Regions from separate parts of the Homo sapiens genome. Here region 1 is linked to region 2. Evidence: chromatin loops called from intact Hi-C (ENCODE). Cell type or tissue: PC-3. All regions are shown on one strand. Each heading gives the region's core, and the rest is flanking DNA. Links, peaks and the distances in the headings are about the cores only.

What was found. Hi-C counts contacts between places; a loop is a spot of excess contacts. Peaks named below come from ENCODE experiments on the same cell type or tissue, not always from the same donor. Only the 100,000 strongest peaks of a DNase experiment are listed, where the experiment ranks them.
Region 1: it touches region 2 in a loop (3-fold over the local background); 11 of 110 quality-filtered maps call a loop at or near these places.

The regions. Positions count from the first base shown.
Region 1 is chr7:112,080,259-112,096,624 of GRCh38, forward strand. The region is part of intron 1 of DOCK4 (dedicator of cytokinesis 4); the gene reads right to left. Among named protein-coding and RNA genes, the nearest start is that of DOCK4, 120 kb to the right of the region's middle. RefSeq lists enhancers at 257-306, 4,231-4,330. In PC-3, for the core only: no CTCF peak of the experiment used is centred there; no DNase peak of the experiment used is centred there; H3K27ac peaks cover 2,004 bases.
Region 2 is chr7:112,404,744-112,421,109 of GRCh38, forward strand. LOC105375457 (a long non-coding RNA gene) reads right to left here. Exons shown (of 3, transcript XR_001745325.2): 3 at 12,218-16,366. Among named protein-coding and RNA genes, the nearest start is that of IFRD1, 38 kb to the right of the region's middle. RefSeq lists enhancers at 10,387-10,888, 10,889-11,388. In PC-3, for the core only: CTCF peaks have their summits at 6,627, 10,340 (motif pointing left) and 10,540; a DNase peak (open chromatin) is centred at 10,348.

The DNA of each region.
Region 1 (16,366 bases), core at 2,786-10,785, 320 kb before region 2:
AAACATTTCATGGGACCTACTTATACTAAAAATCTATTTGTTGTTTACCTGAAATTAAATTTTAACTGGGTATCCTATAATTTATTCGCTAACTTTAGCAACCCTATGTAAAAGGATAAATGTTAACAAAACTCAAGTAATTTAAAAAAGTTTTTACATAAACAAAATTTTGAGCTTCCTTTTTCATGTAGGATGATTTCTTGCATTGATAGAGAAATGTTACATATCTGCCAGTTTTTGTTTAAACAACATTTCAGAAATTCTTCTTTCCTGACACGTCATTTAGTCATGTCTCAGATTTCCTGTGCCAGCTTAAGTTGCTCAAGAAGAGGTTATGGTTGGCTACGCACTTGTGACAATGTGCAGAAACATCACTTCCCATTTGGCTAAAGGCAGACAGACCTTATGGTAGACTTTTGTTTTCACCTCTGTTAGATGTGGATGACACAGCTCCTTCGTTCAACGCATATTTACACAATGGGTATATCCAAATACGTAAGACAACCACTGTCAAAGAAAACATCTTATGTCATTTTCCTCAGGCTCTACAAATACAGCCACTGTCACCTGAATGCTGTGAACTAGCAACTGGATGCAGACAGCAAGATATTTTGATGTTTCAATAATATTTACACTTATGTCACTAAACACTTGTGTAGATTTGTGGGGTATGAGGAATGAAAATAGACTTAAATAATTGTTCCATCTGCTCAACAATATAAAAGAAATTGTTAAAAGACATGAACAACTGTCGAGGTACATTTCTAGAGGGTCCGCCAAGTAGCCCACAGGCCACGGATAGGAGGCTGACATCTGAGAAGACAAGAAGGATGAGCCAGCAACAAAAATACTGAGACAGGAAGGCGGGTAGTGGTGCAAAAAGCCCATGAAAAAAGAATCGAAACAGGAAGAAGGAACCCGCAGTCAGACAGGAATGCGAATCCTGTGGGCAATTCAAGGAAGTAGTGAGGTTTGGAGGAGACACACAGAATGCAGGCAAGCATGACTCCGTTTCCACATGACAGCTACTTCTCAGGGCTCTAAGACACTATTTCACATGGAAACAAGACAATCCATGTGAAGATATCCCTAACACCACCAACTTTTTAGGAGAAGCTGGTTATTACAGTCACAAATCAGGGTGGCTTTCATCCCAGACTCAGGGTGAGGACAGAGTCCTTGAGGGAAGCCTGACACGAAAAGTGCAGATGAACACTCATTATGTCCCACAGAGCAGGTCAAGGAGACAAAACAAGAACATGAAGAACCACTCTCAAGTGGGATTCTTCTAGAAAGATCCCAGGAGGAAAGTCACTATGTCTTAAAGGTCTTGCAACTTATTTTTATCCCTTTCTTATTTTACGTACTTTGTCAGTTATCTCAAATGTTTTGTAGACAGAAAAATAAACAAATCTTGGTAGTTCCAGTGCCCGTCAATACTCCACACACAGCTGATGTTTAATAAATGCTGATTAAATTAAATAATTTATTTGTAGCTGTTCTCTTGAAGGGGTCAAAAAGAAAGATGGTAAATTGGATCTGGGGCTCAAGAATAAAAAGAGGGAAAACTATCTAAGGTATCACAGTATAAAATGTGAAGACCAAAAGAGGAAGATCACAGAGTAATGCGCAAGATCTCCTAGTGCTCATGAGTCCAGAGACAGACTTGGGTTGGGGCCCTGCTCTGCCTCTTACCAGCTCTGTGACAAATTGGGCAAGTCACTGAAGGTTCTCCCAGCCTCAGAATACTCATGTGACAAATGGATGTCATCAGAGTACCTACGCTGGAGAGGCGTGGGGAATTACATGACATTATACATGTAGAGTTCTTAGCTCCGCACCTGTCATGGAATAGACACATAGTAAATGGTAGGAAGGGTAGATGCAGAGGGAACAGTAGTAATGAAATATTGAACCTGAAAAACTTTTTAAAAATTTGTGTCATGACTGGAGAGGAAATCTATGTTAATGCAATCATGCTTAGTGAAATCTCAAATACACAGTTAACCCTGAGAGTCTCATACATTATTGTAATGTCAGTAGAGGAAACAACAGCCATCACCATGCCCCCATTTGTGGGTCTGAACAATTAGCAGCAAGCCAGGTAGGAAGTTGGTAATTTCACAGGAAAGCCAGAGAAAAAAAGGAAGAATGGCTAGAAATAGCGGGGGTGGTTGCTGTGGTACAAAATCTACCTTCCCTACTCCTTTACTGGGGGATAATAGGATTGGCAACCCATAGGCACGCTGGGATTTCCCAGCAAATCAAATAAATTTCGTAATTGTTGTTCGCTACAAAATTATTTTTCTCTTCCTGTAAGAAACCGGAAAAGCCTACAGAGAATGTATTGTTAATATTAAACCCTCGACTAAAGGAGATGTAGAGGTATTTATGGATAGTAGTCAACTCACTCTCTCTCCTCAGATTACATTACACTTAACGATTTAAGGCTTATAGTTTACTATATAGAAAAAGAGAAAGGAGAGAGAAATACTAATCACCACAGTACTTGCTGAGACATTTTATATCAGAAACAACTGAGATTGGTAGTGCTATTCATGTATCTGAAAAATATATAATTTTTTAAACTTGGTAAAATCCTACCCATATGACTTAGCTAGAAATAAATTTTAAATTAAAGTATCATTTATTCTAGAATGTATTTAAATAAAAACCACTTTATTACTTTTAATGTATTATGGAGATGGTCAATTTAAAGTCCACTGGGTCTACTTTTTGAATAGATTAAGCACACTTGAAATTAGCACTAATTATAATTAGCATTAATTGTAGCCCCAAATAAATATTCTAATTTTAATAATGTACTTCTTTTCAGAGGGTTCACAACATAAATTTTATAAATAATCCCTTTATCCATAAATTGCACTAAGGTAAAGTAAATTTCAATGTAGTTTAGGCAGATTAATTATGAATTAGGAATCAGTAGAATTTTTTATTAATATGATCTTAACATAGTTGAAAATAATTTTATTTGATATGTGAATACCATCACAATTGCCTCAGGCTCTCACATCTATCATCTCCATTGGTTTTACATAAAAGTACCTAGAGATTAGGTAATTTTCCCCTAGTTGTTCTGTGAGTTGGTTATAGATATAAGATTAGAATATAAAATATAGAATTAATAGTATAACGTATGACCCAGTTACTATAACATAATGAATTAACCTCTGTTTCCTAGAAGTTTTTATCTTTACATGTTGAGCTTAACCCCTCATACCCAGAAGTCAAATTTCTGGCAACATCTCTAATTCTTTTTGGAACAAAATGATTAAGGTAAATAAAATAAAATAAAATAAAAGGCCACCAAACATCCAAAATAGCTATGAAAACAAAGCTTCACTCCCCAGAAGGCCTTAAAATCTTCATGTAGAATTTATCTTTACCTGAACACAATTTTTAAAAGACATGGTTTTCCGTGGCACAGAATGAACAAGATGAAAAGTCAGAACTGATGGCAGGGATATTAAAGATATGAATAATAACTACATATAGTATGGAACCTTGTTAGAGGATCATACCAAAGGCTTAGTTTAGTACGGTAAATTAGATTGGTATTTGGCAAATAATCACTTTTCCCTAACCACCTCATGGAATAAGTATACTTCCCTGCTCTGCTGTTAGGCTTAGTGATTGACTTACTTTGACCAACGGAATGGAATCAGATGTGATTCCAGTTGACAGCTGAAGTGCGCTTGCACAGTTGGGCTAACACTCTTGTACTCCTACCACGACCATAGGAATAGCTTCGCTGGTTTGCTTCCTTCAGACTGGGCCCTCAAAATAAACATTTCTGGAACAGACCTAAGCTTAATCCACAGTGAGGACCTAAACCCAGACAGGCCTGCAGCATGAAGTAGAGTCATGCCGTCAGGCCTGGCCCAGAACATGCCCAGCCAATCTCTATCACAGAGAGTGAGAATGAATGAAAATTAGTTTAAGCCACTGAGTTGTGGAATTGATTTTTATGGAGCAACAGCTGACTGATGCAATCATAAAGAAAAAGTGAAAAGATGTTTAAATTGCTTCCGCTTAAAACCATTACATTTCAGTACAATTTATATCAGCAGCTACTAAAATATTTGAATGTTTAGTGTTTGAATTTCAGCTGACTAGAAAATTTCATTTATACAGAGAGCATCCCAAAGCCACTACTTAGCAGCATGATACATGGATCTTAGAAGTTGTGTGTCCAGCAAAAGGGAATGAGCATTTTCTTTAAATAAAGTCTGCTTAGCTTTGCTGAACAGTTCTACCAGACCCTCAGTTAATATACTTTCATCTGAGGTTTCATGCTGCTGACTAGCAATAAGAAACAGTCACATGATGCTTGGGCTGAGAAAATGTTTCAGTTCCCACAAATAGAGCAATGCAGGAAATTTCAAGACATGCATAATGAAAACGAAAGAAAATCCTTGTTTTCTTAGAAAATCTCCCTTCATGTTTGTACAGAGTGAAGTAACAGATATCCAGATTTAATGCCAAATCACAGTGACATGACTTGTTACCATTGTTATGCTACCATTACAAGGCACTTCCCGTGTGACCGGCTTTCTGCTGGGTGTTTTCACCATTATCACTTCAAGTTAACCACACAACTATTCCAAAAGGAAGGTATTATTACCATGTATGTGTACTTTAGAAAATGAAAAAACTAAAACATACAGAACATAAGTTACTTGGCCAAGTTGTATGGCTTGGAAGTGGTCAAGCAGGAATTTGGAGCGAGGGCTGTCTGACTTCAGAACAGTGCTCTTACTATATCCCATTCTATGAGAAAATTGTTCTAGTATATTCACTTCAACATCAGAAACTGCCACACAGATCATATCACAAAGCCATCTTCTAATCTTTTCTCCTCAAAATGAAGAGATTTAACATGGTAACATTTGGCAAAGAACTTCATAGCTTCCCCTCAGTCCCACAATATTTGCTTGAATCAAAGGGTCAGGATGCTCAAGAGAGCAATTTCAAATTATCTTTCATAAACCAGTAAACAAGATTAGAGATTTTAAATCCATAGCCCATCAAAAACTGATTTGGCTGTGTCAAAAAGAAACAGAGGTCAAAGTGACCTAAGATAGGGCAATTTAAGAGGAAAAAAATGCACTAGATTGAAAGACATCTAATATATAAAAACTCATGAGTTCATAATGATACTAATGAGAAAATTTCAATGATTCATTACTGCCGGTTGCCAGGGTACAAATTTATGATTCCAAAAAGTTATAAATAAGGAGAAAGTATCAAGCATTTATCTTACCTTTCCTGTAAAAAGTGTATTTCAAGGTAATCAAGTAGCAGATGGGTAGAAGTTCTTTATGGAAGAATTCACCCAATAAATGTACAAGAAATGACAGAATCACAATGAGAAAACTAAGATTTTCCTAATTCCTAAGATAAATAATGGATCTTGACAGTGATCATCAATGGATGCTAAATCCATCAGGGAAAGCTTGATAGAGAACTTTCAAATGGGATCGGGCTGACAGCATTTGAACTTGCTGATCTAGGTATCTTCAGCAGTGTCCCTGGAAGAGGCACAGGCAGACAACAAGTCTCTCTTGCAGAAAAAAAGACACAGCCCCAGCTATGAGACATTTTTGCCAAAAAAAGCAAATAAACAGACCAGAGTCTAATCAAGTCTCTGGAGCTAACAAGTACATCCTTGAAACATTGTAATATGGGCTGGCTGTATAGGATATTAATTCTTGAAATGATTACTCCTTATGTTACATGTCATGACAATTTGGTTAAAAAAATCCTCGGAAATGTATACTGGAGTATTTTGAGGTAATATAACACCATATTTAGGATTTGCTTAAATGTACTACAGGAAAAAGAAAGATCAGACATGGATAAGATTGGCAAAATGTGGATAATTTTTGAAGTTCAAAAAATACATGAATATATAGTACGTTATCTTTGTACACCTTTGTGTACAAATTTCCACAATAAATAAGGCAGAAAGGGAAATCCAGAAAAACTAGCTCACCACAGTTCATGCCCATTTAAATATAGGGACCATAAGTCGTGCACCAGTTAACGTCTGTGTCTGTCTGTTCTCTCTTTCTTCTCTTTATTCTTTAGAATTATAGTTTCTATATTAAATAGCTAAGTTTGGGAAAGGTTTTGTTTTCTTAACAGGAGAGTCAATGAAACAGAAAACGTTTTAAAATCAGAACCGAGAGCACCAAAATTCATTAACTCAATAAATACTTATTAAGTACCTACCTTCTCCTTACTGTCAAAACTCAAAGCTGTGGCAATACAGCAGTGTATGAGACACAGGTTCCTCCTGTTAAAACAGTGGTTGCCAAAAATCTAGCAAATGTTGGTTTCCCATTAGGATCAGAAGTAAGGATGTGGTAACAGAGGCAATTTCCAAAATCAACTCGGGCATGTAAAATGTCAATAAAACCCAACTCTGAAGTCACATCTAACCGATTCTGACAGAGTTTTACGCTGAGCCAAGGCCATCCTGCCCAAGCACACTAAATGTTGACTCTGAAGCACATGTAGGGGAATTAAACAGTAACCAAGGATTGGAAGGGAATTTTGTCACAGTTTACACAGTCAGTAGCACCAGGATAGAAAAGCAAAGGCACCTAGGAGAATTGGAAAATTCTGTCACTACCAGCACCCCCACCACCCCTGAAAAAACAAATCAGAAAAAGACAGGATTTTAATGAATAACCTTGCATGCTGAACCCTGGGTAAGAAGGAAGAAAAGACAGAAAAACTGAGATAACCCTCAGGAGTCTCAGAGTTCTATATTTTGTGGTGCAGACAGGGCAGCTCACCAGGCTAGGGCTGTGGTGAGCTATTTCCTTTTTTAACATTCCAAGATGCCAATATAGATGATGTCCTTCTCCAGGTACCCATTTCTCTTTTCAACACCTGTAGTTCTTGATTAATTAATTCAATCAGGACAGACTTATGTATTAACTGTACACTTTCTTGACAACCCCTTCTGACACTCAGGTGCCTAATGTAGGCCATCTCTTCTTCAGCTGCTAGGTAATACATACCCCTGTTTTTATGGAATCAATATAACATAAGGATTCCCTGGCCAAACTTGAAAATTATCTTTAGATTTAGATTTGTTCTGTTTTGAAAGACACGTATGGAAATGCTTATTTGCACACAAATAGACATCCTCATAAAACTGCCCAAATTCACTGAAGACGCCTATATAAACATGATAGTCTTCAGATTCAATAATGACAAAGCAAAATATCCTGCAGCTCTGGAATGTACCCTTAAAGTATAAAGTGTCAAAAACAAATAATAAAATGTCTAGGAAAAAAATGAGAGATTTAAGCTTTGAATTTTTTCCTTGAAGAAAAGAAAAAAAGATATCGTTATCTAAAATACTATGTACCCTGAGACAAAACTGTCAGACAGCTTCATTTTGGGTTATCTCCTAAATAGAGTCTCACTTTTCCCTAAGCCTTTCTCTCCAGTCCCACTCAGAAATGGGTATCTAACTCCTGAGACCTAGACCATCATATTAACATTGTATTGGGACCATTTGTCAATTATGGGACAAAGGAGACACATCGTGAATGAAATACAGCCCTGTTTAGACATCTCTAACAGATCCATGGAGTGGCATGCAGGTGGGAGATTTGTAATTACTACTCCAACACAAGGTGTTAAAAAATATGATAGAAATAGTCAAAAATACAGTGGTGTCCCTAGCAAGAGGTACATACCCAACAGTGGTGAAGGGGAGTAGATTTTTAAATAAATAGGCTGGAAAGGCAGTAGACAAGCAGGAAACCAGTGGGATCGTGGGACAAGGTCCCGTATGAGACCTCGCATGCAGACAGGGAGCACAACTAGGTGAGTTTTCAGGCAAAAGCATAGAAGCATAAAATCACATCTTCAGGCAGGTCACACTGTTGGCTGGAGGATCAGTTTTAGAGTGAAGTTTTAATACATGGTCATTCTTCTTCAAGTTTAAACACTCAGTCCATGGCTAGATAAACCACCAGATAATAAACAGAATTACAAAGCCTTTTTAAATGTGTTCTTTTGGCAACTGAAATATCCCCTTTTAATTCTTTGAAAGGTTAGATGTTTATAGATAAAAAAATGTATCTCCTATATAATTAATGGATTTTCTTATCCTCTTTTGGAAAACATGTAAGACAATACTTATTTGCACACATATATACATACACATAGAAACACCCAAACTCCTAAGTGAAAATTTCTGTACATATCCAAGTCTTCATATTCAGTAGTGATAAAATCATGATTAAAGCAGCCAGTATGACCTCTTGTTTTTTTTCTATTAGTACTATGGGAAAGAGCACAGAGCTTAAACATGTGCTAAGTCACTTATTAGCTTTGAGTCCCCTTGGCAAGTTTCCACTCATTTAGTTTCCTATCGGGCAGGATTGTGTTAACTGGGGCAGGAGAGCCTTATGGTGAACATCAAACATTCTAGAGTTGCACTGCTGAGAATGTATCCTAGCTCTGCCACTTAGTTGCTCTGTGCCCTTAGGAAGGTTCCTTAACCCCTTTGTCCCTCAGTTTCCTCATCTATAAAATGGGGATAACACTAGTATCTACCACCTCATAGTGTGACTGAAAGGATTAATTAAGTAATGCATTTAAAGAGCTTACAGTAACAGCTGGCAGGCAGTAAGTGCTCAATACGTTGTCAATGCTTGTTTTTATATGTTGTCAACGTAAAAGACACACTGGATTTCGAAGACTTGGGTCCAAAAAAGAATATAAAATACCTAATTAATAATTGTTATGAAATGACAATATTTTAGATATACTGTGTTAAATATAATGTCAAAATTAATTTTGCCTATTTTTCCCTTTTTTTACTTGTTAAAGTTCTTTTTACTGTGGCTGTTATAAAATTTAAAATTATATGTGTGACTTGCATTTCATTTTTATTGGCCAGGGATGCTCCAGAAGGTTGATGCCTGAAACTAGAGATCCATTACCTTTCCTCCTTTCTAGGGCTTCAAATTAGGTTTTAATTTAAGAACACCTTTGCTATATATAATCAATACAAAAAACTTTACCCACTTATTGTACTTTGCCCTGTTGACACTGACCTCCCATTCTCCACCAGAAGAAATAATCAAACCCATCACCAACAAATCACCCATCCATTATTCAATTTTTATAAATATCTTAGTTACAGTTTTTCACTTAATGACCTTTCAAGGATATACAACTTAAAACCAATGACTTTAACTTATATCCAGAAGTCCTTCCAAAGGACATATGAATCAAATACTAAATTACGGTTTGGTGTTTGATATGGTTTGGATTTGTGTCCCTGCCCATATCTCATGTTGAACTGTAATCTCCTAGTGGGAGATGACTGGATCATGGGGATGGATTTCCTCCTTATTGTTCTGATGATAGTGAGTGAGTTCTCATGAGATCTGGTTGTTTAAAGGCATGTAGCACCTCCCCCTTCTCGCTCTTCCTCCTGCTCCAGCAATGTAAGTCGTGCCTGCTTCCCCTTCCGCCATGATGAAAGTTTCCTGAGGACTCCCCAGCCACACTTCCTGTACAGCCTGCAGAATCATGGGCCAATTAAACTTCTTTTTTTAAATAAATTACCCAGTTTCAGGTGTTTCTTTATAGCAGTGTGAGAATTGACTAATACAGTGTTAAATGCATTCATTGAACTAATCCAAATCTTGAAAGCTGGCATCAGTTTTTGCTAACTGAGATTTCCAAATCAAGGTTTATGGTGTCAACTGAAGAATCACAAAATATTCTTAAGACCCTCTTTCTGGAGATTCTAAGTTAGTCTTTCAAGGATAAGCCCCTGGAACTTCTATTTTAGCTTTTAGTCTCAAGGTAAAGATAGCATGAATCAATCACACAAATAAATGCATAATTATCATGGGTGATATGTGCTATAAAGGAAAATTATATGGTATCATTAGAGGTTCTAAAAAGATAAATAAATTATAAAATAAGATATCAAAATCTGAACTCTGTCAGCTAAATTGATTCTAATTATATTTTGAGATTGGGGGGAAGAAATTATGCATTTAGACATTCTGTACAATATAGAGTTATGGATTAAGATCCTGTAATAATTTTGAGATATAAACATATTTTCACAAGTAAAAACTATATGAAAGCTAAACAGAAAAAGTCAATTCACCTCTAACATTGCAAAAATATCTGTTTAGACAAACCATTCTTATCTATTTCTGAAATAATCTAGTCATCTGCATATGTAAGTAACCATATTTTATAACCTGGAAAAACAGGAGACTCTATGATCTTTTTAAAGTTGAAAACTACATTGCAGTAAGGGCAAATTGGTTAGGTTTTGAAAAGGTTAAATATACAAGCTCATTTTTGAAAGATTAGACAGATTATTTTTCATGGAAAGAAGCAAACAACATATTTTGATTCTATAAACTATATTCTGGGTAAGCTATAAACATAGTGCCTGGAGCAAAGAATCACAATAAACATGCACTGAATGGATGGGCAAACTGTGACCATTGAGACAGAATTTCAGAACTGGAGATCTTTTAATTTAACTCTTCATTTTATGGGTAAATCAATTGCAGTTCAGGGTAATAACGTTATTTGGCTCAAAGAGCTAGAAGTGGCAGGGGGAGCACCAGATTTTCTGTCTCCAGATTCCTAGGCAGGGACCCCCTGACTCTACCGGGCTCACATTCACCAAACACCTTAACCCTCAGGCACACCCACAAAGGTCTGTTTACGAATCATCAGTGGTGGCACAAACATTAGACTGAAGAGGTACTGTTCAAATAGAGCCCTCCAAGGTAAAGGAAGGTCTCTCATCTTTGTTATAAAATAAGGGAAAGACCCACCAGGGATTGTGTACTAGGGCCCCACTCACATTGCTTCACAGACTTAGTATTGACTCCAGTGTTCCTACCAACTAATTCGCAGACATAATTAAGATACAACTATCAGCAAATATCCCAGCTTCTCCCCTTAAGAAGAAAGAGAGGTAAAATGAGAATTAAAGGGTATACATGAGATTTGAACATTAGGCCCAGCAAAGATTAGCTTGGATTGGGGGTAGGTCAGGCAGAGAGGAGGAGAGATGTCTGGGCATTCCTAGGCCGTCTTCACTCTGGGAGACTGCCAGCGTTGCCCTACCTGCACACCTAAGGTCTCTCTGAATTCTAGAAAGATGTACAATACACCTTTACTCTTGAACTGAAAACAGGCTTTTAGAATATTCAAGGCTATCTGCTAGAATAGGTACTCCTGGTGCTGGGACATTTCCAATAGAGACCATATCACATTGATGAATGGTTATAATTTCCCACAGACTCAGCACTATACCTGGATGCAGAAACGGACGCAGAGCCCAATCCGAAAAGAATTCAAGATACCAGCCCTGAAAAGAGCAGAGGCAACTCACAAGGGTATTTCTCAGATTTTTCCTCACCTAGAGAGGAAGGCTGTACCCACTGATGCCCCTAGTTAATACTGTGTCCTCCTGAGATTTGAAATGAACGAGAATCCACAACTTACACCCATAATCCTTCCTGCACTTTCTGAAGGCATCAAGAACTGAAAAGTGTCAAACCCATACAGCCTATTTCATAAGCCTGGTGTTTGTTTCTGAGTATCAGAAGCCAACCAAATCAGCCTTCTCTTTATCCCCATTTGACCATGTCAGTTGCACTGCTCCCTGTACCAGGTGTGATGCTCTCACTATCTAACCAGATAACCACACATGTGCAGGTGAGCACTTCGTAAGCAACCACAGAGGCTTTTGTGTGTCAGCGTTAACAAACCCAGGACCACTTTCTCAATATTGAGCCCTGTTCTCAATATCCCACACCCCCACCCAGGCTGGCTGTGTAATAACTTTGTTTGGCAAATGAAGATACAAGGGACTATCATGAACCATTCCTTGTCTGACTATCACACTGTTAATATTCACATCTTCCCTCTTGTTTATCCACCACGCAGTATGTTTGCCACACTGGTCTTTCATCTGCCACTAAATAAATAAACACTTATCAAGTTCCTACCACGCATTAAGCACATTTTAGGGGTTTTCACATTTTATTTTTTAATCCCCTCAACAATCCTGTGAAATATTTTTACCAATACTTCCTAATAGATGAAGATGTTAGAACTCAATTATGTGTCTGCAAAACAGCTCCCTACAGAGCTGACGTGTGCACACTTTTGATCTCAAGTATTAGAAAACTCTTGCTAACGACCTAACGGCGCGACAGGCTCTCTACCTGAACGGAAAGAATCTGGGTTCCTGCTTGACCTCACATGAGAACTCTGGGCCTGAAGCATCAAGTCTCTTCAAAGCAACATCTAAAAGAACTCAAGTGAAAAACAGTTTCTCCAAAGGCTATTACAGTGCGAAACAGCCAAAGATGACCCTGCCACAAAGAGATTGTGATTTGCATTAAACTTCTCTTCCTTTTCTTTTTTAACATGCCCGACAGGCAGCAATAGATCAGAAGGCCATAATCACTATTCCAGTTTTGAAACTGCACTGTCCTTCTTCCCTAAGAAGATGAAATGAAAAGCACAGACAGCAGGCTCTGGGCACCAGTAAATTACACCCTCCCACACCTCAGGATGTCAGAAAGGTTTTGTTCTCTCAGTGGGCGTTTGGGAGAAGTGGGAACAGAATACTGAAATCTTTACCTGCCTAGTAACTGAAAGTGTCATGGGAAATCAAACTTCAGTTTATCAATAGATTTATCCTTTTTGTCTCTCTCATATGGGCATCATTATGGAAGATTTGGGGGCATGTGGAGATAATTATATCAGAATGCAGAAAAGAAAGGACTCCAAACATTGTTAAGGTATGCTGCTGCATCCTTAAATAGGCAGATAGTCACGCTGTTGCTTGGAAGAATACAAGTAGGCACAATGTTACCCCAGAATTGCTTCATGATCACCTGATCACAAATAAACATGAAGTGGCTCTTAGCACATGTGCTCCTTCTCAATGCCCACATTCCCACCTCCCATTCCCCATAAATCTCTGTTCCTGTTAACACTGTTAAGTAATTCTTTCTGGGCAATTAACGGTTTTAAATTATTATTTAAGCTAGTCTACAAATCATCATTAATATACTCTTCACGAAAATAATCCACTACCTAATATTGTGACGACATTTAAAGTCATCATACATTTAAAGGGGGGGGGAAACAATTATATTAATATATCACCACACTGGAGTCCAGTCATGAACACCCCACTGGTGGCTTCATGTGGACCAACAATTCTAAGAAGCAAGGCTGCTTTCCCTGTTTTAAAACACTCCCAAAGTAAAGCTCATAGTCGGCAAAAGTATTGTTCCTTTTAAATGAGAAATGCTGCATAAGCAAAGCGACCTTTCTGTAAAGAAACTCTTATTACTGTGATATATCACCTCGAAAACTACTGCAAAAAAATCCAGCAATTTTGATTCTAGTTTTTAAGGAAGAGAACGTCTTACACCCATCTAATATAAAGTTAGCTTTATAAAGCTTGCCTTTTAAAAATTCTATAGAAATATTGAGATAAAAAATTGATCCACCATAACTTTAGGCCCTTATAAAAAATTAATGGCTCTCTGACATATAAGGAAAAAAAAAAAAAACAGAAAAAGCACCAAAACTGTCTCAAATGGTTATTTTTGAAATTTAAACACAGAAAATCTAGGCTTCATCTTAGAAAAGCATATTGAGCTTAGATATTATGAGACCATTTGACTTACCCAGGGTAAGCATAAAAATACACTAAAATAATGGCAGCTGATTGGCAAATATTTATATTAAAATATATATCAATAGGTTTTTTTCCAAAGCACATCATGCTATCTTTGTCTGAAAAACAAATTTAGCATTCATTTAATCCCACTAAAATAAAACACTCCTTACTTCAATAACACTGGTCTGTCATTGGTTGAATTAACAGTCATCACAAGGAAAAAAAAAACTACAATGGTATCAGGTCAGGGCTCAGGGATGAGCAACAGTGAATTTTCTTTTGTGACACAGTGATAAGCTACACAGAAAAAAGTGGACTATGAGAAATAGAGCTGTATTTCAGCAAGCCCATTCCTTCCCAAATGATAGTTATATCAAATCGACATAGTTTTTAGGTCAAAACATCTTCCAAAAATTTTGAGTTTACATCCAGGGAATCTCTAGTGGCTATCAGTACTGCAAATTGGAAAAGAATACTTTTCAAATTACACCAACTTAGTTGTAGCAAACTTGAAATTCAAAAATGACAACTGCCTATTAAAATATGATGCATACTCAGGGATAAGAAAATTTAATTATATGTGATTGAAAATTACAAAACCAACAACAAAGAAAGTTTTGAAACTGAAAATTGACCATAGCTTAACAGTATATTGCAATGACCAAACTAGGGAGTTAATAGAGTTGGGATATTTGTCCTGGCCCAAATCTCAAGTTGAATTGTAACTCCCCAGTGTTGGAGGTGGGGCCTGGTGGTAGTTGTATGGGTCATGGGGATGGATCCCTCATGGCTTGGTGCTGTTCTCATGATAGATATGGTCGTTTAAAAATGTATGGTACCTCCCTGACCCCTTGCTCCTGCTTTCACCATGCGATGTGCTTGCTCCTCCATTCGTCTTTTGCCATGATTGGAAGCTCCATGAGGCCTCCCCAGAAGCAGATGCCAGCACCATGCTTCCTGTACTGCCTGCAGAATCATGAGCTGATTAAACCTCCTTTCTTTATAAATTACCCAGTCTCAGGTATTTCTTTATAGCAATGTAAGAACAGCCTAATACAGGACTTTTATTGTGAACTTTTGTACAGCAAAAGGATAATTTGCAATCCTGAAAAATTCCTTCTACTTTACTTACCATTGATCAGTCTTTCAATGGTATAGGGCTGACATTTGGCTTCTTTATTTTATATGGATTATGAGCAAGGAGGAGTCAAAGAAAGACAATGAAATTGAGTTGAGAGGGCAATGTTAAATCACTGAGGAACACATAAAGACTTGAAGTTACATAAAGGAAAATAAAAGCCTTAAGAGGGAAGAAGTTGGGGAGGGTAAGGGATTTTAATTGCTATAAGAAATATTTAGTTTAGATTTAGTTTTAAATCAAGAGAAATGGTGAACAGGACACAAAAAGGAGTCAAACCTCAAAATTTTAATCTATTAAGAGAAAGAATATGTAACTAAGTGACCCATGACATTTCTTAAAGTTATTTGACTATGATTCCTATGAATAGAGAATTCAGCAAACATTTCACAGAAGTCTTCTTTCTCATAATTGTTGTGGTGATAACTCTATCAAAAAATGGTATCTTTTCTAATCCATGCATACTAACTTGATATACTTGTATAAAGTTCATTGATGTAGAGAAGGACAAAATAAAAGCAAGAAATTTTAAAACACAACCATGAAATGAAAGCATTTCAGTAAATCCCCTTAAGAAAATTGAATAAGCAATTTTCATGAATTTAAGTGTGCTTTGTAATAAAATAAAAATAAAAAATAAATGGGTATAATGTCTTTTAGGCCAGGTGTGGTGGCTCACACCTGCAATCCCAGCATTTTGGGAGGCTGAGGCAGGCAGATCTCCTGAGGTCCAGAGTTTGAGACTAGCCTGACCAACAAGGAGAAACCCTGTCTCTACTGAAAATAGCCTCTACTAAAAATTAGCCAGGCATGGTGGCACATGCCTGTAATCCCAGCTACTCAGGAGGCTGAGGCAGAGAATCACTTGAACCCGGGAAGCAGAGGCTGCGGTGTGCTGAGATTGCACCATTGCACTCCAGCCTGGGCAACAAAAGCGAGAAACTTTGTCTCGTAATAAATAAATAAATAATTAAATAGGGTCTTTTGAAGAAAGTTCTTCAACTATATAAAATTTGTGTGTGTGTGTGATATTTTTAGGGCATTCTTTTTTTTTAGACAAAGTCTTATTCTGTTCTTCAGGCTGAAATGCAGTGGTGGGAACATGGTTCACTGTAACCTTGACCTCCTGGGCTCAAACGATACTCCCACCTGTGTATCTGGAATGACATGCACATGCCACCATGCTCGTCTAATTTTTTTATTTTTTTATTTTTTACTTTTTGGTAGATGTGGGGTTTCACTTTGTTGCACAGGCTGGTCTCCAACTCCTAGGCTCAAGCAATTCTCCCACCTTAGCCTCCCAAAGTGCTGGGATTACAGGCATGAGCCACTGTGCCAGGCCTTTTTAGGCCATTCTTTAACCCATTATGTAACATGTACTAATTTTATTTTGGTCTTTTAAGTGTGTGGTTCTGGAAGTAACGATCAAGTTTCACTTATTTCTTTGTCACAACACAAAGTATTGCCTTATTCACAGCTAGTAC
Region 2 (16,366 bases), core at 2,841-10,840:
CAGAATGCTAGAACATTGTACCAGTTTGGGTTTTCCAGAATGCACATGGCAAGACAGAGTCAGAACTGCAAGAGATTTCTTTGGGAAATGCTCATGAAAGATAAAGGGAGGAGGGAAGAGGAGTGGGCATGAGAAGCCTTCAGACCACAAGTGTCTGACACTTGTGAATGGAGAGAGGGAAGGAGGGGAATTGGGGTAGAGGACCCTCAGACTGCAACACATCTCTGAAAAAGTGTTGGCCAGCCCAGCAGGGAGCTCAGGCACAAAGACTGCCAGTAGAAGAGTCCTGTATTGAGCAGAAATGGCTCAGTTCTCTTACCTCTGCCTTGCAGCCTCCAATAGCTCCCTGGGAAGAGTTCAAGCCTCAGCTTGAACACACAGGTAAATCCTAAGGTCTCTGTAGCTCAAGACTGTAGATAGCTGCACACTTCATGGCCATTTTTCTCTTTGAAGGGGGCTCTGAGGGGCCCACCTTCATGGCTTGTAAAAATTGTGAGTAATTTTACTTTTATAAATATATTTAATGAGGTTTCATAATATTTTCAAAAAACTAAATTAAAACATCAAGTTGATTTACATAAGTTTGATTTAAAATTTGGGTAATCATGCTACAACATAGATGAACCTTGAGAACATTATGCTAAATGAAATAAGCCAGTCACAAAAAGACAAATACTGCGTGATTCCACTGATATGAGGCATCTAAAGCAGGCAGACTGTTAGAAATAGGAAGTAGAATGGTGGTTGCCAGGGGCTGGAAGGAGGGGGAAAAGGGTAGTTTTTGTTCAATGGATATAGAGTTTTGGTTTTGCAAGATGAAGAAGTTCCAGGGAGCTGTTGGACAAGATGCATACAGTTAACACTACTGTATAGTACACTTCAAAATGGTTAAGATGGTAAATTTCACATTATGTTTTTACCACAATAAACATTTTTTGTAATCATTCATTATAATTAGTATTTTCCTTTGAATTTTAATAAAATATTTTGAAACAAGAATAAAGAATAATTTTTACTCTGGCCCTAAGCCCCACAAATATTAAGGCCTGTGGAGCTTCTGTTTCTCACAGACCTGGACCACCCGCCCAAATTATAGCAACCTGACCCCAACAGCCTGCTTTTTATGTCCATCTTCTCTCAGAAATCTGATTTTAATAGGCTTGATTCAAAATTACAACTTGTAGGTCAAGCATGGTGGCTCATGCCTGTAATCCCAGCACTTTGGGAGGCTGAGGCAGGTGGATCACTTGAGCTAAGGAGTTCAAGACCAGGCTGGGAAACAGGGAGAAGCTGTCTCTACAAAAAATTACAAAAATTAGTTGGGCATGGTGGTGCACACTTATAGTCCCAGCTACTCCAGAGGCTGAGGAGGGAGGATTGCTTGAGCCCAGGGGGTCGAGGCTGTAGTGAGCCGTGTTCATGCCACTGCACTCCAGGTTGGGTGACAGAGCAAGACCCTGTCTCAAAAAAAAAAAAAAAAGGCAAGCCTATAATTTTTATCCAGATTGATTGAAACAGTGTTAGGACCCTGGCCCCTGCCCCATGCTGGGTGAAATGAGCAGAGAAAGGTGTCGGGGGAAGGAATGAAGTCTCAGGTGGGCAGGGGGAGGAGAATGGGATAGTACTTGGTGTGAATGTTGCCAATAATGAAGCCAGCAATGAAGGAAGAGTGGGTGTAATAAGGCAGGAAAGTACATCGTACTTAGAGGAAACTGAACGGTAAACTGTAATCAGTCCATAACTGACACATTTAAATTTTTCAATGGTCAAAAAGAGGAAAATCACACAACTGACCTGCTCTTAAGACACAGTTTTAGCTATTACTTGAAGAAGATGTCCAACAGGATAGTGCACATTCAGAAATATTAACTGCAAAACTTGAACTCACCCTCAAGATTTTCATTAACTTAGACCCACCTGGCTCTGTGACACTGTTTTCAGAAGGTTAAATGCTTGGCAGTGGGGTAGGCATTTGGGGAAATTTTAGAATTGCACATATCTGAGCAAACTGATTGTGTCCAGAAAGTACTCTTACTGGGAATACAGTGCTAATGAATACAAAATAACAGTCCCTGCTGGGTAGCCTCCAGATGGCAAAACTTACAAGCTGTTTGGCTTTGGAATAGTCATGTAACCTCTCCGTGCCTTTGGTTCCTCATCCATAGCAAGGAGGGATACATAGTTCCTACCTCGTTAAACTACTGTGATGATTCAATGCAATTATGCATGTAAATAAAACACTAGAACAGGTCCTGGCACATACCAATAATTCAATAAATATTATTAATAATTATTGTTTCCTTATGTGGATTTTCTCTTCTTCAGGGCTTGATTATATTTCTAAGCTTAGCAGGCTGCCTTGCGAAATGCACTTACTATGGGAGTCTTGAGTGGATGAGTCTAAACATATCACCACTACTGGTGAAAAGTAAATCAGCTCAAAAATCCTCTAATAATGGTGGTGGATCACCCCTGCACCAAAAGACAGAATACTAGTTAGGGTGGATATTCCATTTTAAATCACTGCTGTATATCTACCAAGCAGGTTTTGAAATGATTCTTCTAAAGGGCATAAAAGGAGTTTATTTTTCATGCCTATTCTTGAAATGTTACAGATGCTATGAAAAATAAGAACAAGAAGTGGGAGGCAAAGTTCTTAGATGAATGTGAGATTTAAGATGTTACTTGACAAAAACATTGCCCAAGAGTTTTTGGTCTTATTTTCCTACATTTCATAATTGTGCCCCACAGGTCTCAATTGTGACATCCTGAAGATGGCTGAATGGCTAATGAGAAAAAGCTAATGGTTCTGTCTGGGACTCCAGTGGCCTTGCTTTGGTACTGTTGACCATTCTCCCTGCAAAGGCGAAGAAGCCCTGGGACCAGAAACCCCCATATTTTTGTAGAATTCCAAGGGTGATGTCAACTGAAATATGGGAATTCAGGACCTTAAAAAAAAAATCTTGAAATGATTAAGTTGAACTCTATTTGATCTGTTTAGATTTACCAAGATTCACTCCTCTGGCTCTGACCAACCTTACTATGTATTGGAAGCCACAATCCCTCCCTTTCACTCCCATATGCCAATTCTGAACATTTTTCTTCCTTGAAAGGCAGACCTAGGAGAACAAGGCCCTAGGACATGCAATTCTATTTCTTGCCTGCTTCTTATCTCACCTTTGAGTTCTAATTTAATGTCTGAGGAATCATGTACTTGTTGACCTGGACATTTCAAAGGAGCTCCCAGGCTGGAATCACAGCCTGTTAAGCCTTAGGGTAACATCTCCTAAAAGACAGCTAGCAGTCATTTCCATACAAAGGCTCCAAAGACAAAACACACACCTGCTTGCCAAAATTCACACTGTACCTGGGCGTGCCACCTGAAGGCACACAACGACTGCTTTCTTGAGACAGGGGCACAGCTCACAAAATGGACCTCAACATCCCAGGTTCCTTCCACTGGCTCGTTTCTCAGGGCTTTGAATCTCCTTCTGTTTACAAGTTTTATATTACTCTTAGGCTACATGCCTCTGAAAGTGAGGCCCCTGGAGTGAAATATGGTGTGGTGAGACAGGGCCAGGTAGGTAAGGGATAACCTGTGAAGCAGATGATTCCTACTTAAGCTCCTAGAGAGAACCTAGACTATACTTAATAAATACTTTTGGCTACTCTTAGGATGGTTAAGATGTCCAAGCTGTCAGTTTAAGCTTTCCTGCTTTGAAGTTGCAGGAAGAACTTGATGTCACACTGCTCTTATCTTTTGACTTTAATTAAAAGCTTCTCCATTTCACCCCAAATCCTGCCTAAGAATCCAAACATTCCCAGGTAGCAGATCAACTTTGTGATGGCCAATAGGCTTTTTTCAATGATTGCCTGTGGATGTTCAAACTAACATTATGGAATGAGCTGCCCTCAAACAGACTGTGTTGGATTTTCTTTTCTTGCCCTGTGGACATCTTGGGCACATGCCCTCTGTTTCTGGTCTCTTTCAGTTATTAGAACAGTCTTGTTTTCAGGTATTAAAAAGTCTAGTTCAGCTGAAAACTTCCCCACCCCTACCCTTTGTGGGTCTGACCTGCAGTTGCCCAGAGCAGCAATGGGGAGGGACATAGGGGTCTATCTTTTCCCTTCCTCACTCCCTGCCTCTGTCTCCTCTAGGATTTGAATGTGGAAGAGGATGGCAGGACAAGAAGCTCCTGCCTTTTAATTTAGCTCTTGCTGTTTATAGTTGTCTCTCAGAAATCAAATGCCCTTTGTGGGCTGGGCATGCTGGCTCACACCTGTAATCTCAGCACTTTGGGAGGCCACAGTGGGAGGATCACTTGGGGCCGGGAATTTGAGACCAGCCTGGGCAACATAGAAAGACCTCATTGCTACAAAAAAAAAAAAAAAAAAAAAAAAAAAAATTAGCCAAGCGTGGTAGTGTATGCCTGTAGTCCTAGCTACTCTGGAGGCTGAGGTGGGAGATCACTTGAGCCCAGGAGTTTGAGGTTACAGTGAGCCATGATTGTGCCACTGCACTCCAGTCTGGGTGACTGAGCAAGACCCTGTCTCTAAAAACAAACAAACAAAAAAGAAATGCACTTGTTATAGGGAATGTCCAAATGCCAGGCTTTCTTTTCTCTCCTGGGGCACTTCTGAGGACAGCCCTCCCCCTGCCACCACCCACCAAAGATCTTCTTATTACACTATTTTCTGACCCAGGTACTGTCCTTGTGTCTGATTTCTTATGACTTCCCCTCTGGTCCTATTCCAAAGTCCTCACCTGGGGTCTCCTCGTCCCTGCCGGCATCCTCTTGAGCAGGGTCCTCTGAAGATGGTTCTGGTCTGATGGCCCTCTGTGATGTCAATTTGGTCCATGGAAAGCAAACACCCTTGTCCACCATTGGGAGGAATGCTGCTGGCTCAGCCATAGTTCTCTGTTCTTGCTCTGGCAGCTCCATACAGTCCCTCGGTTCACACCCTTTTGGGCGAGAATCAGGTAACAATCTCTGTGTTCTTCAAACTCTGGGGGACATGTGTCAAGTTTCTTACTTTGGTCTCATGGCAGTCCCTTCACCAGCCTCCTTTTCCCCCTAAAACATTTCATTGTAGCCTGACACCTCCTTCAGTAAAGTCTTCCTTGATCCATTTCCTTCATAGTATTTCTTCACTGAACTATACTCTTAATATTTTTATACTTTTCTGTATGTATGCTAGACTTCAATAAAAATGCTTGTTTAAGCATTTTCAAAATAATCTTGTATTGAGAGTTACCCTTATCTTAGCTTTAAATTGCTTTGCTACAATCTTTGACAAGTTTAGGAACACATATATGTGAAGGGAGCTCCTTTACCTACATGAGGACCTAACTTGGGGTTCTTTTAAAGCAGTGGTAAGCACATAGTTAAATGACTTGGGGGGCTTATTTGCAGTCACCATTAACTAAAATAATGAGGCAACTTCTGTGTACCCTGGAGAGTCTAACAGAAAACAGAGGTTTTCAAGGGCTCCAGGCTGCATGTGAAAAAATCCCAGCAGCTAAGAGCTTGTAATTTGACATGAGAGTAATGCATATTTGGTTTAGTTTCGTAACTTCAGACTTTTTGAACCAGTTTTTTAAAACAGACATATATGAACTCTCTGAAATCAAGATGATAAGTCATCTGAACTGAAGAGTAAGCTAAATGACTGAAGAGCACTTTGTCATCTCAAATGGAAATATTTGGGGACCCTTTTTCTTAAATACTAAAGACAATGAAAAATGCCTTAGTTTTTTTGAATTTTACTTCTCACTAATCGCTGCCTCAGAGATTGTGTCTGTGATAGAAATAAAAACTTGTCTTTGGGAAGATGAGTGTGTATTTCTAGGTATCCTGCTGGTGCCTTAGCAATTGTTCTGTAAACCCAGCAGCGTTGCCCCCCAACCCCCCCAACTATTCTGGGTACCAATGGTAACACCTATGCCTTGGTTGAAAACTCCCACCATCACCTGGAGAAACTCTTTTATCTCACTGGATGGCCTTGAAAGTCAAGCCACATCCTTGTTGTCTTCTCTGGGTATTTTCTTTTTAAAGTAGGAAGGACAGTTCGGGAAGGTGACCTTCTGATGCAGCTCTTCACAGTTTAACATGAGGCGTAACAGCTGTGTCCTGTGAAATAAGCAACTTCTCCAAACAAGCAACAGTCCTTATTCATCATTCAGATTTTCAGAGGGAGATAAAAATCACTACTTGAAGTTAGCAATGGGTTAACCAAATTTGCAGACCACTCATTTTAACTTATTGTATAACTGTGCGATCTAGAAGGTGGAAAGACACAGTGTAATGGCTTATAGAGGAGATTATAAGAATTAGCTCATAGGTTAAAGATTTTCTGATGAGTTACAAAATGGATTTCACTCACAGGGGCAAATCTCTCTCATAATCCTTGAGGCATTGTACAAAAAAATAAAAAAGCACAGTTACTTTATGCACAATAGTTTTGACATTTTATCAGCATGCAATTAAAATCCCTTTGTCTAAAGTTCTGGTTCTAAATTCTTGAACAGATAGAAGCCCAGAAAGGACTGTGTTATGCATTTTAGAAAGAAGAAATTAATTTGACAACTCATAGAGTTTCGTCCTGGGAGGGAGCGAGTAGTGCGGTGCTGCACTCTATGGGCTGCTGCAGAAACATACAGGATGCATTTTGTCTATCTGCCAAGAAAGTCTTCCCGAGGAAATATCTTCAATCAATTCTCTGGAATAATCTGGCAGCCTGCTCAACACAGATTCTTCTTTCAACAGAAAGAAAAGAGAAATACAATAAATTAAGCAATAGAGGGGAAAAGTAGAACTTAAATATGTTAAAACTCCTCTGGTGGGTGCTGTAGACTGAAAGTTTATGTCTCCTGCAAAATTCATATCGTGAAGCCCTAACCCCTAAATGTGATGGTATTAGTGGGTGGGGCCCTTGGGAAGTAATGAGGGTGAAGCCTCATGAATGGGATTAGTGCCCTTATAAGAGGAAGAAGAGACCACGGACTTCTCTCTCTCTTCACTATGAGGATGCCGCAAGAAGGCAGCCATCTGTAAGCCCAAAAGAGGGCCCTCACCAGAACCCAAGCAGCTGGCACCTTGACCTTGGACTTCCCAGCTTCCAGAACTGTGAGAAATAAATGTTTGTTGTTTAAGTCACCCAGTCTATGGTATATTGTTATAGTAGCCCCAATTGACTAAGACAAAGGTGTTTAAGTGAAGTGAAGAAGAAGTGAAGTGAGGAAAAGGAAAACAACAGGAAAAGCAAGTTGCTGTTGCTCACACATTCAAAAACCAACTTGGATTTGTTCAAGTAGAAAAATCCAGGCAATCATAGACAAATGCCCCAACTTGGAGTTTGGGTGTATATTGCAATGGCATGGATATAAAAAGGAAAGCACAATGGTGTGTTTCCCCCATTGGCTTATCTGGTTTCCGATAATGAAAAAGAGTTTCACAAGCCAGTGTTTGCTCTTCATTAGAACACAGAATGAGACAAACAACGGTTCTGTGTGACTAGATTGTCTGCACTTGAAAGTTTGAATGCCAGAGGTTCTTTTGGGATGTGGCATTAACATGCACTTTAATCTTCTAGGACTTCATCAAATCAGGGAAACGTGCAAAATAGGAGAGAAAACACTTAAACATTAAAAAGGCATCAATTCATTTAATTTATTTAGATATATACTGACAATATGGTCTTTAGATATTATCATTGGTATATACATTTGAATTGGCTTTTTCCCCTCCATTTGGGAGCAGTTTTGCTGATATAGTTTTACTTTTTTTCTCAGATTTCACATGATCAAGAGTATGCCACTGCTGGTTAGATGGGACTGTGATGGATGTCTGATTTTAACAAAATTTGTTCTAAACTAGACTCGTGTCCTTGACCTTCGCCTTATTACCTCCATTCTCTACTAAAGTCATTATAAATTACTCTTAAATGCTAATTTTCTCTCAGTTCCAAAGATTCCTAGAGTATAGAAAAGTACTGAAGAAAGGGTCTTAGAAATGGGCTTGCTTGATTTCCTAATTTTAGTATTGAAAATCATGTGTCCTGGATTATAATCTATGGCTCCCCACAACTCAACTATTTCACATTGAGTCTTATTCTCTGGATCTTGTTCACTGAAAATCATTAGGCTCTTCTGTAATCACAGCAGTGAGTTGGTAATGAATCAATTAGCAGCCTATGGATTCTTATCTCATAAAAGATCAGAAAAAGCACTGGAGAAATCTATGAAACCTGGTGTGCAAAGAATGCCAGCTACCTCAGGTTAGTTGACTTCAATTCAATGAGACAAAAATAGCATTGATCATCTACTCCACCAATAGCTGTTTCTTATTTCCAATCTCTCAGTGCCACAGTTGGGCTTAAATCTGGCCATTATTGTAATCTAGCAGAGAAACACTGTCCTTAGGCTTTTGTGAAATCATTTGGAAGAAATGATTAATTGGCCACTGAATAAGCATCCTTCCCCCATTTCACTTTTGGAAGCAGGATTCTTTGTTCTGCAGCAATGGGCCCAATAGTAGCAATAATAAATATACTTTTGCAGCCTTAGGGTATGAACCCAGGACCGATTTAAGACAGGAAAAGAAGTCTTGTTCCCTTGCCATGGAGAAGGCCTGTGACCTAGTTCTGGCTCATGAAATATAAGAGCAAGTGTGCCGGAGGAAAGACTTTCCTCCTGATAAAGCAAGAGCTGCATGAGAAGAAAGTTACATTTGCCCACTCTCATCCCTTCCTGCTTTATGGAGCTGTTTTGTGAGGCTGCAGGCATCTTGTAACCATGAGGTGTTAATTCTGTGGATGAGACCCCTGAGAGCTGACCATACCTGGAAGAGCCTAGCTCTGAACTTCTTGTTTCTTAAGGTTTAAGCCTCTGCACTTGAATGTTCTGTTAGTTAGAGCTGAATGCGTTCCAGCTGCTACAGATGGTCGAAAGTCTGAGTAGGAGGTAATGCTTCTCCATGCTGCTGCCTGGAGGAGTATTAGAATTTGGCCATCCTACCTTCTATTAATTGCTGCCTTCTTGATTGCCACTTCGATTGCACAGTGCCCTAAGAGCCCTAAGGAGTATAGTTCAGTAAAGCCTGGGGGTGTGTAAAAGCAGCCTGTATTCACAATTGAAGTTGGGCTTTAAATGTGTGGTTTGAAGGGTATCACCATTCTCATCTAGCGTATAAAATAAATAAAATAAATTTATTATCCGCTTTCAGTCTGAAATTCTATTTGTGAAGCTTATTCCTAGAGTGTTCAAGATTTCTTTCTTAAATTATGTGTTTTCTTGAATGGAGACCAGCATCCTACACTCTTATCAGCTCCCATGTTAGCTGAGATGGAGAACTAACTGCAAACTGGGGATAAAATAAATAGAATTTTAGGACCTATGAGTTTGTAGAAATCTTTGAGATCATCCAACCTCACACCTTTATTTTGTAGATTTAAAAGAAAAGCCAAAAACTGTGGACCAGAAAGTTTCAATAGTTTACTGGATAATGTCCATAATCCAGGTTTCCAGGCTTCCAGTCCAGGGGATTTTTTTAATCTTGTTGTCAACCCAGATTAAGTGTGTGAACAGCACATTTAGAATGCCCGATGGAAGCCTGCTGCCATTTCTCTACCTGGGTCTGGAGTCTGTGGGCTTGAAAGTTTATTTGAATAGTTGGCATGCTTTTAGCAATGGAGGTGGGGGTGTGGGGCACGGCATAAAAGGAGGAGCTGATGGACATCGGAGGGAGCAGACACATGGCCACTGGCCTCTGGGTTTTGCTGACGTCTAACCCTGCATTTGCCCTATATCTATGGGAAAGGGCAGGTGCTTCTTTCACTCTTTCTTACTTGATAGACTACATATATGTTTGTTTTGAATAATTCATCTATTTAACAAATGTCATAACATGCTACCTTTATGATAGACTCTCATTCTTTTAAAAAGCCTATTTCTGAGGTTTAGAAAATAAATCACTGCTATGTGTGTTTATAAATGTTTCAGTTTATCTGGGATCTTCAAATAAAAATGTTTCTTAAAATACTAGGTTAAATATTCCAAAGAGGTTCCCATATTTTGTCAAGCACTTATGGATCTATAAAGGCATGCACTGTTTAAATAAATTCTGACTTTTTATAAAAAGGCATGAATTTATTGCAGTGCCAACAGTAGTCAATCTCTTCTTTAGATATGTAGTTTTAAAATATATTGTTTCAAAAGAGCCAGATTCGTAACTGTTTTTGTGATTTGTTTTTGCTTAGACACCTACACAATCCTTCTATTCCAAACAATCTTCAGGTCATAAATCTTGGAATGGTTTCTGTGTTCTCTTGCCCTCTGCTGGCTAAATTGAGATCTTTCTTAGAACATGCCAATCAGACACACCCCGTGGGTCACAGATATACATCCTCCATCCTGCTCGTTTTTGGGTCCATTTGGCAAATGCCTCCTCAACAACTTTTATGCCAGAGATAAAAATCTAGCTTTAGATCCCCTGCTTCTCATCAAGATATCCATGACCTGGTGACTCTAGTTTATAACATCTGTCTGTTCTCAAGCATCTTTTGTATTTACCCCTTGCATCCTATGATTAGCAACTTATTATATCTTATAGCATTCCTGAATTGTCTCTGCTACATAATTAAGTAAATTATCATGCCAGTGAGTAAACATAAGATGTAACAATCTGTCTTGCTTATTAGTTGCTTGTTGTTTGTCTTGTTTCCCCAGTGTGACTGTCATCTCTCTAGGCTTTCATTCAACCCCATCAACTGGATCCCAAAGAGCCCTCGGCCATGGAAACTAGGCCCCTACACCTCTCCCAGACCTTCATGGGCTGCTGAAGGGCCCCTGGTGCCTGCTGTAACCGTGGCATTCACAGGCATCCCCTAGTCCCTCTGCAGTAGAGGGACATGGGGCAAAGTAGAGCACACATGCTTGGGGAAGTTCAGCCCTTCCCCAGTGGGCCATGCAGAAAAGGGTGAAGCAACACACGATCTGAGACCTGTGTTCTCCCCTCTCCTGCGGGGGGTGAACCCCAGCTGACATTCTTGAGGTTCTCCCACTGCTCTCTCCTCTCCCTCATGTAATACTCACAAGACTGGTGTTGTTCTGGGGTAGGCTGTGGAGCAACTCCTGCTCTTGAATGCCTCCTCCTCCATTTACATCTAAATTGAAATCTTTTTCAATTACTTTGTCTCCCAGTTATTCTGAAGATACATGTTATTTATTTATTTATTTATTTATTTATTGGCTCTCTTTGTTGAACTGTACTTTTTTTGTGCAGAGAGAAGGTGTATGGAGAGATTTGAATTTGGGTGGCTGGCGTTATTATCATATGGGAAATGGCAGAAGTTCTCTTCTGATGTTTTGCATTGTTTTGTTTTGTCAGTGAGGTAGAAAACAAGACAACCAGCTGAATGAGGATGGGAGAAGGGTGAGGGGAGAAGATGTGAATGATTATGTGAAGGAGCTGGAGATGGAAGGACAAGGTAGTGTGACACCCTAGCAGCATGAAGGCACCGCTTGCAGTTAGCAGTAGTAAATTTAAAGTAAGACCAGTCAGCATGATCGTGGAATTTTCTCCAGCAACGTTCAGCTGCATCCTGTTGTGGTTTTGCCAAATGAGTACAAAGAAATGTGCTAAGCAGATATGATAAAAACCTTAAAGCACTCCTGTGAAACACAAAAGTAGAAAGATGTGTCGTATTCTTGGATTAGACAATGAAGCATCATGAGGATGCCAGTTCTCCCAGGTTAATATATACACTTATTGTCATTACATTAAAAGTAACCATTTTTTTTTCTGGAGTCAGAGAAGTTGATTCTAAACTACATAAGATAAATTAACAAGCTGAATATTCAGGAAAACTCCTAAAAAGAGGCACTATAAACAAAAGGAATGAACTGGGTATTTAAATCAGAAAGAAATTTTAAACACGAAAATGACCCTAAAATATGTGAAAAGCTACTCAATCTAGCTTATATTAAGAAAAAAGTGAATGAAAAGCATTTAAAAATCTTACTGCTCATCTATTTGATTGGCAAGTTCAAAAAGGTTGCTAATATACTTTGTTGGTGGGGCTGTGGAAAAGTAGGTACTGTCATCATTATGGTTTAGGCCCTATGGGGAATAATTTGGAATTAACTAATAAAACTACATTTGCATTTACCTGTTGATTGAGCAATTCTACTTTTAAGAATCTCTACAAATTCAGAATATGTGAAGAAAGTTATTTATTGAGAGACATTATGTATAGTAGCATGTGATTATAAACAATCCAAATATCCATCTCCATGTTAATAGATTGGAAGAATCAATATTATTAAAATGTCCATACTACCCAAAGCGATCTACAGATTCAATGTAATCCCTATCAAAATAACACTGACATTATTCACAGAAATCAAAATTAAAAAACTAAAATGTATACAGAACCACAAAAGACACAGAATAGCCCAAGCTACCCTGAACAATAAGAACAAAACTGGAGGCATCACATTACATGACTTGAAATTACACTGCAGAACTATAGTAACAAAAACAGCATGGTACCGGCATAAAAACAGACACATAGACCAATGGAGCGGAATACAGAACCAAGAAATAAATACATACTCAACAGTGAACTCATTTTCGACAAAGGTGCCAAGAATATACACTGGGGAAAGGACAGTCTCTTTAATAAATGGTGCTGGGAAAACTGGATGTCCATATGCAAAAGGATGAAACTGGACCCCTATCTCTGGGTATATATAAAAATAAAATAAAAATGGATTAAAGGCTTAAATCTAAGACCTCAAACTATGAAACTACTAAAGAAAACACTGGGATTCAATACTATTCCCATCAAGCTACCCTTGACTTTCTTCACAGAACTAGAAAAAACTACTTTAAATTTCATATGGAACCAAAAAAGAGCCTGTATAGCCAAGACAATCCTAAGCAAAAAGAACAAAGGTGGAGACATCATGCTACCTGACTTCAAACTATACTACAAGGCTACAGTAAGCAAAACAGCATGGTACTGGTACCAAAAGAGACATATAGACCAATGGAACAGAACAGAGGCCTCAGAAATAACACCACAGATCTACAACCATCAGATCTGCGACAAACCTGCCAAAAACAAGAATGGGGAAAGGATTCCCTATTTAATAAATGGTGCTGGGAAAACTGGCTAGCCATATGCAGAAAACTGAAACTGGACCCCTTCCTTACACCTTATACAAAAATTAACTCAAGATGGATTAAGGACTTAAATGTAAAACCCAAAACCATAAAAACTCTAGAAGAAAACCTAGACAATACCATTCAGGACATACGCATGGGCAAAGACTTCATGATGAAAATACCAAAAGCAATTGCAACAAAAGCCAAAATTGACAAATGGGATCTAATTAAACTAAAGAGCTTCTGCAAGCAAAAAAAAACTATCATCAGAGTGAACAGATAACCTATAGAATGGGAGAAAATTTTTGCAATCTACCCACTTGACAAAGGTCTAACATCCAGAATCTACAAGAAACTTAAAGAAATTTACAAGAAAAAAACAACCACATCAAAAAGTGGGGAAAGGGTATGAATAGACACTTCTCAAAAGACATTTATGCAGCCAACAAACATATGGAAAAAAGCTCATCATCACTGATCATTAGAGAAATACAAATCAAAACCACAATGAGATACCATCTCACGCTAGTCAGAATGGCAATTATTAAAAAGTCAAGAAACAATAGATGCTGGTGATGCTGTGGAGAAATAGGAATGCTTTTATGCTATTGGTGTTAATGTAGATTGGTATAACCACTGTGGAAGACAGTGTGGCGATTCCTCAGGGATCTAGAACCAGAAATACCATTTGACCCAGCAATCCCATTACTGGGGTATATACCCAAAAGAATATAAATCATTCTACTATAAAGACACATGCTCATGTATGTTTATTGCAACACTATTTACAATAGCAAAGACATGGAACCAACCCAAATGTCCATCAATGATATACTGGGTAAAGAAAATGTGGTACGTACATACCATAGAATACTATGCAGCCATAAAAAACAATGAGATCATGTCCTTTGCAGGGACATGGATGAAGTTGGAAGCCATTATCCTCAGCAAACTAACACAGGAACAGAAAACCAAACACCGCATGTTCTCACTTATAAGTGGAAATTGAACAATGAGAACACATGGACACAGAGAGGGAAACAACACATACCAGGGCCTGTTGCGGGGTGGAGGGCAAGGGGAAGGAGAGTATTAGGACAAATACCTATTGCATGTGGGGCTTAAAACCTAGATGACGGGTTGATAGGTACAGCAAACCACCATGGCACATGTATACCTATGTAACAAACCTGCATGTTCTGCACATGTATTCTGAAACTTAAAGTAAAATTAAAAAAAAATGTGGTGCACACACAATGAAGTACTATTCAGCCATAAAAAATGAGATCTTATCATTTGCAACAACATGGATGGAACTGGAGGATATTATGTTAAATGGAATAAGCCAGGCATGGAAGGATAAATTTCACATGTTCTCACTCATTTGTGGGAGCTAAAAATTAAAACAATTGAACTGATGAAGATAAAGAAAAGAATAATGGTTATTGGTGGCTAGGAAGGGTAGTGGGGGTGGGGAGGAAAATGAGGATGGTTAATGGTTACTAAAATATAGTTAGAATGAATAAAATCTAGTATTTGATAGCACAACAGGGTGACTACAGTCAACAAAAATTTATTGTACATTTAAAAATAACTAAAAGAGTATAATTGGAATATTTCTAACACAAAGAAACGCTTGAGGTGATGAACACTCCATTTATCCTGAAGTGATTATTTGGCTTTGTATGCCTGTATCAAAATATCTCACATAACCCATAAATATATAAACCTACTATGAACCCATACAAATTGAAAAGAAAAAAAGAGAGAAAAACAATAACAAATATCCATCAACAGGGGACTTGTTAAATCAATTATGGTGCATCCACAAAATAGAGAACGAAATAGCTATGAAAAAGAAAAGTTATCAGCCGGGTGCAGTGGCTCATGCCTGTAATTCTGACACTTTGGGAGGCTGAGGTGGGTGGATTATTTGAGTCCAGGAGTTTGAGACCAGCCTGGGCAACATGGTGAAGCCTTGTCTATTAGCCCAGCTGGTGGTGCAGGCCTGTAGTCCCAGCTATTTGAGTGGGCTGAGGTGGGAGGATCGCTTGAGTCAAGGTTGCAGTAAGCCCTGATTGTGCCACTGCACTCCAATGTAGGCAACAGAGTGAGACCCTGTCTCAAAAAAAAAAAAACAAAAAACCAAGATTAGGAACAAAAGATTGGATGAATAGATAGATTATATATATATTTATATAGAATTCTATATTTTGTGTAGAGGCGGTGATATTGCTTTAAATATATTGAGCAATGTAAAGGTTTTACAAATTTAAAAATAATAAAATTAAAAAGGAAAATGAGAGCACACACAGACATTGGAAACAAATGAGCTTAAAATGAATATCAGATGGAGGGACCACGTGCCTCTTCTTGTTGATCCTGGACTTGTGAGCTTCCCCAGTAAAGCTTGCTCTTTATACCGCAACCACGGCAGGCTGTGGAATTTGCACAACTTGCTTCAATTGTGTTTACTGTCTATTGTCTGTCTTTTCCCACTGAATAGTCAGCTACACGCAGCAGGGATCTCTGTCTGCTTTGTTCACGGATGTATACATATAGCCTGAACATGTCTGGCACACCATAGGTGTTCAATAAATATTTGTTGAATGAATGAAATTCCTTGTGGGCAAGGAAGCGAAACCATTCTTTGTGTGTACTTATTTTAATGCCCCAAAGCTAGCACAGGACTAGCAAAGGAATTGCCTGATATATGTTTTTATCTGAGCCCAGATGTTTTTAGCAGAACTGCAACTACATGCCTGTCTTCACTGACTTCTATTCATGTCTGGGCAATAGCCCTGGACCCTGCTGTCCTGGCTTCATCTGTAGCTGGCAGTCTCCGGCAGCCACGATATTGCCCAGGCTCGTGCTATGTTGAAAGTGGTCCAAACTGCCAAAGATTTACTCTCCTCTCCCTTTTAGTGTACTTCCCACTGGGCTGCTTTGTGGATGTTTCAGAGGAGTTTCTCCATTCCTTTCTAGTCGGCTTACAATGATGGGCCTTGATAGTTTGGATTCGTGGAGAAATAAATCTCTTTTTAAAAATGGCTACATACAGATGAAGAAATTTCTTTCAGTAGATGTGGTTTAACAATAAACTGGACAGATCTGACTATCACTAGGGATAGCATCAACCTCTCCACAGCCCTGTCTTAGCATTTCATTGTTTCCATAATATCCACAAAAAGGCTTTG